Linked DNA regions of Homo sapiens: region 1 is linked to region 2. Evidence: chromatin contacts called from ENCODE Hi-C or POLR2A ChIA-PET data. All regions are on one chromosome and are shown on one strand. The core of a region is the stretch at or near the end of the contact, and the rest is flanking DNA. Distances in the headings are between cores, read along the strand shown. Region 1 has its middle 6.3 kb from the start of AP1M2. Region 2 holds the start of RAVER1 (ribonucleoprotein, PTB binding 1).

What was found. A loop is a pair of places that touch in the nucleus more often than their neighbours do. ChIA-PET counts read pairs that join two places held with the same protein, here RNA polymerase II (POLR2A). Pooled maps may share reads with other maps.
Region 1: a loop to region 2 is called in a pooled map, with 2.9 times the contacts of the local background. The contact joins the enhancer-like site here to the promoter of RAVER1 in region 2. A Hi-C loop is called at or near these places in 1 of 37 single-sample maps with no recorded cell type and 8 of 50 pooled maps. POLR2A ChIA-PET finds 5 or more read pairs at or near these places in 1 of 52 experiments (activated naive CD4-positive, alpha-beta T cell).

What each region holds. Positions count from the first base shown.
Region 1 is chr19:10,591,670-10,595,477 of GRCh38, forward strand. No RefSeq gene overlaps it. Among named protein-coding and RNA genes, the nearest start is that of AP1M2, 6.3 kb to the left of the region's middle. RefSeq lists enhancers at 924-1,448, 1,975-2,499. Within about 2 kb of position 2,327, at least 14 of the 41 ENCODE cell types and tissues checked have a DNase peak (open chromatin) inside an H3K27ac peak, as active enhancers do.
Region 2 is chr19:10,330,494-10,334,778 of GRCh38, forward strand. RAVER1 (ribonucleoprotein, PTB binding 1) reads right to left here and starts at 3,036. Exons shown (of 13, transcript NM_133452.3): 1 at 2,796-3,036; 2 at 1-33. The coding sequence starts at 3,014. ICAM3 (intercellular adhesion molecule 3) reads right to left here. Exons shown (of 7, transcript NM_002162.5): 5 at 4,035-4,285; 6 at 3,667-3,915; 7 at 3,283-3,566. The coding sequence ends at 3,364. RefSeq lists enhancers at 1,513-2,429, 2,430-3,346, 2,837-3,056, 3,297-3,436, 4,061-4,285 and a silencer at 2,441-2,664.

The DNA of each region.
Region 1 (3,808 bases), core at 1,077-3,576, 260 kb after region 2:
CCTGCTTCCGCCTGCTTTGCTATATTGCTGGATGCAAATATTACTATTAGTAACACTAACTCTGGCTTAAATGGTGCTCACCATAAGTGAGGGTGGCCCTAAATGTCGCCCATGCAGGAATCCTCAAGACAGCCCCTTGAATTACAGAAGCCTATTTTTTTTTTTTATTTATTTGAGACAAGGACTTGCTTTGTCGCCCAGGCTGCGGTGCAGTGGTGCAAACACGGCTCACTGCAGCCTCAACCTTCTGAACTCAAGAGATCCTCTCACCTAGGCCTCTCCAGTAGCTGGGACTACAGGTGAGCAACACCACTCCCAGCTAATTTTTAAATTTTTTTTTTTTTTTTTTTTGAGACAGAGTCTTGCTCTGTCGCCCAGGCTGGAGTGCAGTGGCGCAATCTCGGCTCACTGCAACTTCCGCCTCACAGGTTCACACCCTTCTCCTGCCTCAGCCTCCGGAGTAGCTGGGACTACAGGCATCCGCCATCAAGCCCGGCTAATTTTTTTGTATTTTTAGTAGAGACGGGGTTTCACCGTGTTAGCCAAGATGGTCTCGATCTCCTGACCTCGTGATCCGCACACCTCAGCCTCTCAAAGTGCTGGGATTACAGGCGTGAGCCACCGTGCCTGCCCAATTTTTAAATTTTTTGTAGAGATGGGGTCTCGCTACGTTGCTCAAGCTGGTCTTGAGCTTCTGGCCTCAAGCTGTCCTCCCACCTCAGCCTTCCAAAACACTGAGATTACAGACACGAGTCACCTCCCCCAACTCTATTATCTTCATTTGACAGATAGGGAAACTGAGGCCTTGAGAGAGTAAGTGATTTGTACAATGTCATCCAGTCAGAAGAAGCAGAGCTGGGATTTGAGCTCTGGAAAGCACAAGGTTTTTTTGTTTTGTTTTGTTTTTTGTTTTGAGACAGAGTCTCGCTCTGTCGCCCAGGCTGGAGTGGAGTGGTGTGATCTTGACTCACTGCAACCTCCGCCTCACGGGTTCGAGTGATTCTTCTGTCTCAGCTTCCCAAGTAGCTGGGACCACAGGTTTGTGCCACTATGCCTGGCTAATTTTTGTATTTTTAGTAGAGATGGGGGTTCGCCATTTTGGCCAGGACGGTCTCAAACTCCTGACCTTGTGATCCGCCCGCATTGCACGTTGGCCTCCCAAAGTGCTGGGATTACAGGTTTGAGCCACTGCACCCGGACTTTTTTGTTTTTTGAGATGGAATTTCACTCTTGTTGCCCAGGCTGGAGGGCAATGGTGCAACCTTGGCTCACCATACCCTCCGCCTCCCAGGTTCAAGTGATTCTCCTGCCTCAGCCTCCCAAGTAGCTGGGATTACAGGCATGCACCACCATGCCTGGCTAATTTTGTATTTTTAGTACAGACAAGGTTTCTCCATGTTGGTCAGGCTGGTCTCAAACTCCCGACCTCAGGTGATCCACCCACCTCAGCCTCCCAAAGTGCTGGGATTACAGGGGTGAGCCATCGCACCTGGCCCTGATTATTATTATTATTATTATTATTATTTTTGAGGCAGGGTCTCTGTCACCCAGGCTGGAGTGCAGTGGTGTGATCTCAGCTCACTGCAACCTCCACCTCCCCAGGTTCAAGCAATCAAGCAATTCTCCCACCCCAGCCTCCTGCACAGCTGGGACCACAGGTGCGTGACCACCACATCCAGCTAATTTTTATACTTTTTGGTACAGACAGGTTTCACAATGTCGCCCAGGCTGGTCTCCAACTTGTGGACTTAAGTGGTCCACCCGCCTCGGCCTCCCACAGTGCTGGGATTATAGGCGTGAGCCATCTCGCCCAGCCTAAAGCCCAAGACTTTATGTTGCTTCTGCCCAAAGGAGGGGGGTGGTCCTTCATGCTCCCAGCAACTGCCTGCTGAGAAGGTCACCTAGGGGGATGCAGTCACTGCTAGGCCCTCACCCCAGCCTAGACATTGCTGAACCTCAAAATAACTCGTCTCCTGGCAGCCGGGCGTGGTGGCTCACGCCTGTAATCCTAGCACTTCGGGAGGCTGAGGTGGGTGGATCACCTGAGGTCAGGAGTTTGAGACCAGCCTGGCCAAAATGGTGAAACCCTGTCTGGACTAAAAATACAGAATTAGCCGGGGGTGGTAGCACATGCCTGTAATCCCACCTACTCAGGAGACTGAGGCAGGAGAATCACTTGAAACTGGGAGGCAGAGGTTGCAGTGAGCCAAGATTGCGCCATTGCACTCCAGCCTGGGGCAATAGAGTGAGACTCTGTCTCAAAAACAACAACAACAACAAAATGAAGAACTCATCTCCTGGGGCCCTGAGATGTTTTCAGGCAGTAAGCAGAACCCGAAAGCCTGGGCCCAGTGCCCTGGAATCTGAAACTCCAGGCTTGTTTGGCATGAAAAATTCATGAGCCCAAAAGCTTACTTGGGGTCAGAGAACAGAGCAGCTCTGTGTGCTGGCTCTGCCTGCCCCGCCTGCCCCACCTCAGTGGCGGCCTCCCCCATCCCCCTGAGGCTGTGGCCTTGTCCTAGTTCCTTCTGGATGCCTGGAGCCTCCTCCAGCCTCTCCCAGGGACCACGCCTCTAGGCCCTGTCCACAATCCCTTCTCCACACCACTAAAGAGATCTCTCTGAAACTCACAATTATTTTTTGACTCTCACTCTCACATCCTCTATGGCCCCCCATTGCCCTCCAACCACCCCCACCTGGCACAGTCAGACACCTGCTGACCTCTGCCACAGGACACCACCTGAACCTGCTGTCCCAGACACCCTAACTGCCCGAATTTCAGTTCCTCTCCTGCTGTCTCAAGCCATCCTCCCACCTCAGCCTCCCAAGTAGCTGAGACTATAGACACGTGCCACCACAGCTGGCCACCTTAGCCATTTTGAAGTGCACAGTTCGGTGGCATTAAGCACATTAATGGCCATGCAACCGTCACCACCATCCATCTCCAGAACTTTCTCATCTTCCCAAAGGAAAACTTCTCCCTATGAAACACTCCTTCTCCCTCTCCCAACCCCTGGCACCCACTCTTCTTCTTCTTCTTCTTCTCCTTTTCCTTCTCCTCCTCCTCCTTCTTCTTCTTCTTTTCTTTTTTTTATTTATTTTGAGATGGAGTCTCACCGTCACCGAGGCTTGAGTGCAGTGGCACAATCTCGGCTCACTGCAGCCTCCATCTCCTAGGTTCAAGCAGTTCTCCTGCCTCAGCCTCCTGAGTAGCTGGGATTACAGGCGCCCCCCACCACGCCCAGCTAATTTTATTTTTTTATATTTTATTTATTCATTTACTTTTATTATTTTATTATTATTTTTTTTTGAGACAGAGTCTCGCTCTGTTGCCCAGGCTGGAGTGCAGTGGCACGATCTCAGCTCCCTGCAAGCTCTGCCTCCCGGGTTCATGCCATTCTCCTGCCTCAGCCTCCCGAGTAGCTGGGACTACAGGTGCCTGCCACCACACCCGGCTAATTTTTGTATTTTTAGTAGAGGCAGGGTTTCGCCATATTGGCCAGGCTGGTCTCTTGGCCAAGCTGGTCTGGAACTCCTGACCTGGAGATGTGCCTGCCTCAGCCTCCCAAAGTGCTGGGATTATAGGCGTGAGCCGCCGCGCCCAGCTTTTTTTTCTTTTTTTTTTGAGACGGATTCTCACTTTGTCGCCCAGGGGCTGGAGTGCAGTGGCGCAATCTCAGCTAATTGCAACCTCCTCCTTCTCCTAGTTCAAGTGATTCTCCTGCCTCAGCCTCCCAAGTAGCTGGGATTACAGGCATCTGCCACCACGCTGGGCTAATTTTTGTATTTTTGGTAGAGACTGGGTTTC
Region 2 (4,285 bases), core at 1,786-4,285:
GAGCTCATAGTCACTGAGCAGGTCATGTACTTCCTGTGGAGATACAAGACAAAAGACAGGGAGTTACTGGAGATGGAAGGGGGCAACCCAGTGCCGCTTCATAGCTGCCACCAGCTATGAAGGCAGGTCAATTACCACCCCCCATTTTACCAATGAGGAAACTGAGGCTCGATGCAGTAATTTTGTCAAGGTCATTCTGCTCATACCTGGCAGAGATGGGATTCAGAACCTAGCTGCAGACTGTGCTATTACCCAGGCAACATGCTCTTAGAGGGTATACCTTTAGCTGGCTGGGCGGGGTGGCTCACGCTTATAATCCCAGCATTTTGGGAGGCCGAGGCGGGTGAATCACCTGAGGTCAGGAGTTCGAGACCAGCCTGGCCAACATGGTGAAACCTTGTCTCTACTAAAAATACAAAAATTAGCCAGGAGTGGTGGCGCACACCTGTAATCCTAGCTACTCGGGAGGCTGAGGTAGGAGAACTGCTTGCACCCAGGAGGCAGAGGTTGCAGTGTGCCACTGCACTCCAGCCTGGGTGACAAAGGGAGACACTGTCAACAACAATAACAACAAGGCCGGGCGCGGTGGCTCACGCCTGTAATCCCAGCACTTTGGGAGGCCGAGGCGGGTGGATCACGAGGTCAGGAGATCGAGACCATCCTGGCTAACAAGGTGAAACCCCGTCTCTACTAAAAATACAAAAAAATTAGCCGGGCGCGGTGGCAGGCGCCTGTATTCCCAGCTACTCGGGAGGCTGAGGCAGGAGAATGGCGTGAACCCGGGAAGCAGAGCTTGCAGTGAGCCGAGATTGCGCCACTGCAGTCCGCAGTCCAGCCTGGGCGACAGAGCGAGACTCCGTCTCAAAAAAAAAAAAAAAAAAAAAAAAAAATAACAACAACAAAAAAAAAAAAAAAAAAAGAGGCCGGGCTCACGCCTGTAATTCCAGCACTTTGGAGGCTGAGGCAGGCGGGTCACAAGATCAAGAGATCGAGACCATCCTGGCCAGGAAGGTGAAACCCCATCTCTACTAAAAATACAAAAATCAGCTGGCTGTGGTGGCGTGCACCTGTAGTCCTAGCTACTCGGGAGACTGAGGCAAGACAATTGCTTGAACCCGAGGGGTGAAGGTTGCAGTGAGCAGACATCAAGCCACTGCACTCTAGCCTGGCGACAGAGTGAGACTCCGTCTCAAAAAAAAAAAAAAAAAAAAAAAGAGTATGCCTTTAGGGAAGCCATTTAACCTGCATGAACCTCCTTTTGCAAGATTCACTGTTTCCAACAACTCTGTAAGTGAAGTATTAACAAACTCATGTTGTATATGAGAAAACTTAGGCTAGGAGAAGTGAAGAGATCTGCTGGAGGCCATGCAGTTGGGCAGCGCAGCCACCCATGGGTACCTGACTGGGGAGCCCACCTTCTAGTAAGCCCCACGTTGTGTGGGTTCACATGCCTCCCAATTTCCTCCTGCTGATAAAGCTGCCCTCTTCCAAGCCAGCTCATTTATTTTTCTTTTTTTTAGAGATAGTGTCTTGTTCTGTCACCTAGGCTAGAGTGTAGTAGCACAATCATAGCTCACTGCAGCCTCAACCTCCTAGGCTCAAGTGATCCTCCCACCTCAGCCTCCTGCGTAGCTGGGACTACAGGCACGCACCACCATGCCTGGCTAATTTTTAAAAATTTTTTGTAGAGATGAGGGTTTCACTATACCGCCCAGGCTAGTCTCGAACCCTTGGGCTCAATACAGCCTCTTGCCTCAGCCTCTCAAAGTGCTGGGATTAAAGGGATGAGCCACCATGCCCAGCCTCTCAAGCCAGCTTTGAAGGCAAAGTGCTGGCGCCTGCTGGGACCAGACACACTGTGCATCTTGCAGGAGAGACAATGTGTTCCCAGCTGAGAGACTGCAGACACTGAGAGGAAGACCCAGAAAGAAACCTGACCATCCTTAATGATCCCTGTCCCGATCTGTCCCCAAATTCAGCCCCTCCCAACATCCCTGGGGTTCCACTAGCCACGTGCCCACCCGGTGTGCTGGTGGGCCGGAGAGCAGGGAATCTCAGCAGCAGGAAGCGAGAACCTATTTCACCGCCATAGGGCAGGGCAGTATAGATGCCATTTCCCTGGGTCCAAAGAGCATTGGGAAGCGCTGCCCCATGCTGGCCCCATGAGAAGGGCACTCCTAGCAGGAAGATTAGCCACGAGGGGCTCCATAGAACACAGGCCTCGCTTCCTTCCTGTAGGTCTGTAGGCTGGTGGCAGAAGACCCCATTTTCCCAAATTAATCCTGAGGTTTTGGGGGCTGAGACCCAGGGGCTGCTGTTAACTTCCGGATTTATCTCTGAGAGCAGTGAATAAACGCGTGATATGGAGGGGCGTACTCTCCGCAGTCCTGAAACTTCTGGATGTGAGGTCCCGCCACCCTGTGGTAGAGTGGGTGGAGAAAAGCATCATCCAAGCAGGGGGCAACTGGTGGTCCAATGTACCAGCCCATTCACAATTCCCCAACAGGACCAAAGCTGTCCGCCCCCTTCCATTCCCCGCCCGCTTCCATCACTTGGTGTCGCCCAAGCCTGTGGTCGCCCCTAGCAACGCCCTCCCTCACTTCGCAGTCGGTTTCCCCTTTCATCATCGCCCCCCCACGTCCCGCTCTTGGTCTCTCCCGATCCCGCGTGGATCCGGTGCTTGGGCGCCCCCGCCAACGACCCCCGCGCACCTCAGCGTTGGTGTCGCCCGGTTCCCCCCGCGCACGCGCACCGTGGTATTTCCCGCCACGCTCCTACACCGCCCCCCCCAATACCTGGTTGGTCACGTCCCCCGGGAGGCCCCGGATCAGTATCTTGCGGCGGTTACGGAACTGGCGCTCGGTGTGTTCCAGGCGTTTCCGGATCTCTTCTGGATCTAGAGGCGGCAGCTCTTCTTCCGGCGCCCGGCGCTCCGCGGCATCGCCGGCTTCGACTTCGGCCCCAGACTTAGGGCTCAGCGGGGGCCGGTGAGTAACGGACACGTCCGCCGCCATCTTGGGAAACCCGGCGCCTTCTGGGACCAGCGAGCCGGGGCGGAGCGGCATAGAGCGGCAACGAGGGCGCGCCCGTCGATTGGCTGGGAGAAACCCCACCTCCTTCCCGCCCCCCTTGCCCCGTTGGCTAAGCCCCAGCCCACCTCTCAAGAGTTCAAGCTGCGTCTGCGCGCCACAGGCCCCGCCCCCTTCCGTCGCAGCGACGCTACTCAGTGGATGTGCACCTGGGTGGGAGAGACTTGCAGCGCGGGTGGAATCAAACCACAGATTAGGGAGTTTGAAGGCTTTATTGGTGCGGAATCTGAGGGCACAGCCAAGCCCCCGCCAACTTTGATCCCGGATCCCAGCGTCACTCAGCTCTGGACGGTTCTTCCCCCATTGCTTCTGTCGGCTGCATAGACGTGAGGGGCAGATAGGTGCTCTCCTCCCTAACATGGTAACTGCCGCTCCGTTGGTGCTCCCTGAAGACGTACATTAAGGCCAGTACGATAGTCACCACGCCCAGGGTCAGTAACACCGCCACGAAGACGGGGACAAAGTGGGAGCTCCCAGCTGTGCAGAGAAAGCGCTAAGTCAATATGCGTCCCTTCTGTCTCCAACCCCCCCGCCCCCCGGCTTACCGGTCCAGACCCGCAGCCCCGTGTTAGCTCACCCTCAATGTCCATCACCACGACCAGGGTGTATTTGCCTCGTGAGCTGGACGCTTGGCACTGATAAGTACCATTATGTGTTACGTTGACGAAGAACGGGATCCCCACCGGCACCTCCCGGCTGGAGCCTTCCTTCAAACACCGCAGCTCGGGGTACGGGTTGCCCCTGGCTTGGCACTGCAGGACGTGTCTCGTTTTATCTTTCCATTTCAAGTGCTGGGGGCATGTGGCTCGGTCAATTTTGGGACCATCTGTGGAACCACCATGTGTGATCAGACACCCAACACACCCGAGGCACAGTGGTGCAGAGGAGCGTCTAATCTTTCCAGGGCAGGGGTGGAGGGATTAAAGGTCAGGGTGACCGACTCACACAGGACTCGCAGCTGGACGCTACTGTTCCTGTGCAAGAACTCGCCGTCCACCTCGAGAGTGGCACTGCAGAAGAAGCTGCGTCCGTCGTCACTCTCGGTAGCATTTAGCTGAAGTTGAGCTGGCTGCCCCGGGGCCGCGGCCGGAACTCCGTCCAGCGTGACCTGGACTCGAGCCCCAGCCATGCAACTCACGGTCACTGTGGACCCCTCATGGGCGGTGGGCTCGCTGAGGTTCACAATGGGTCCTAGG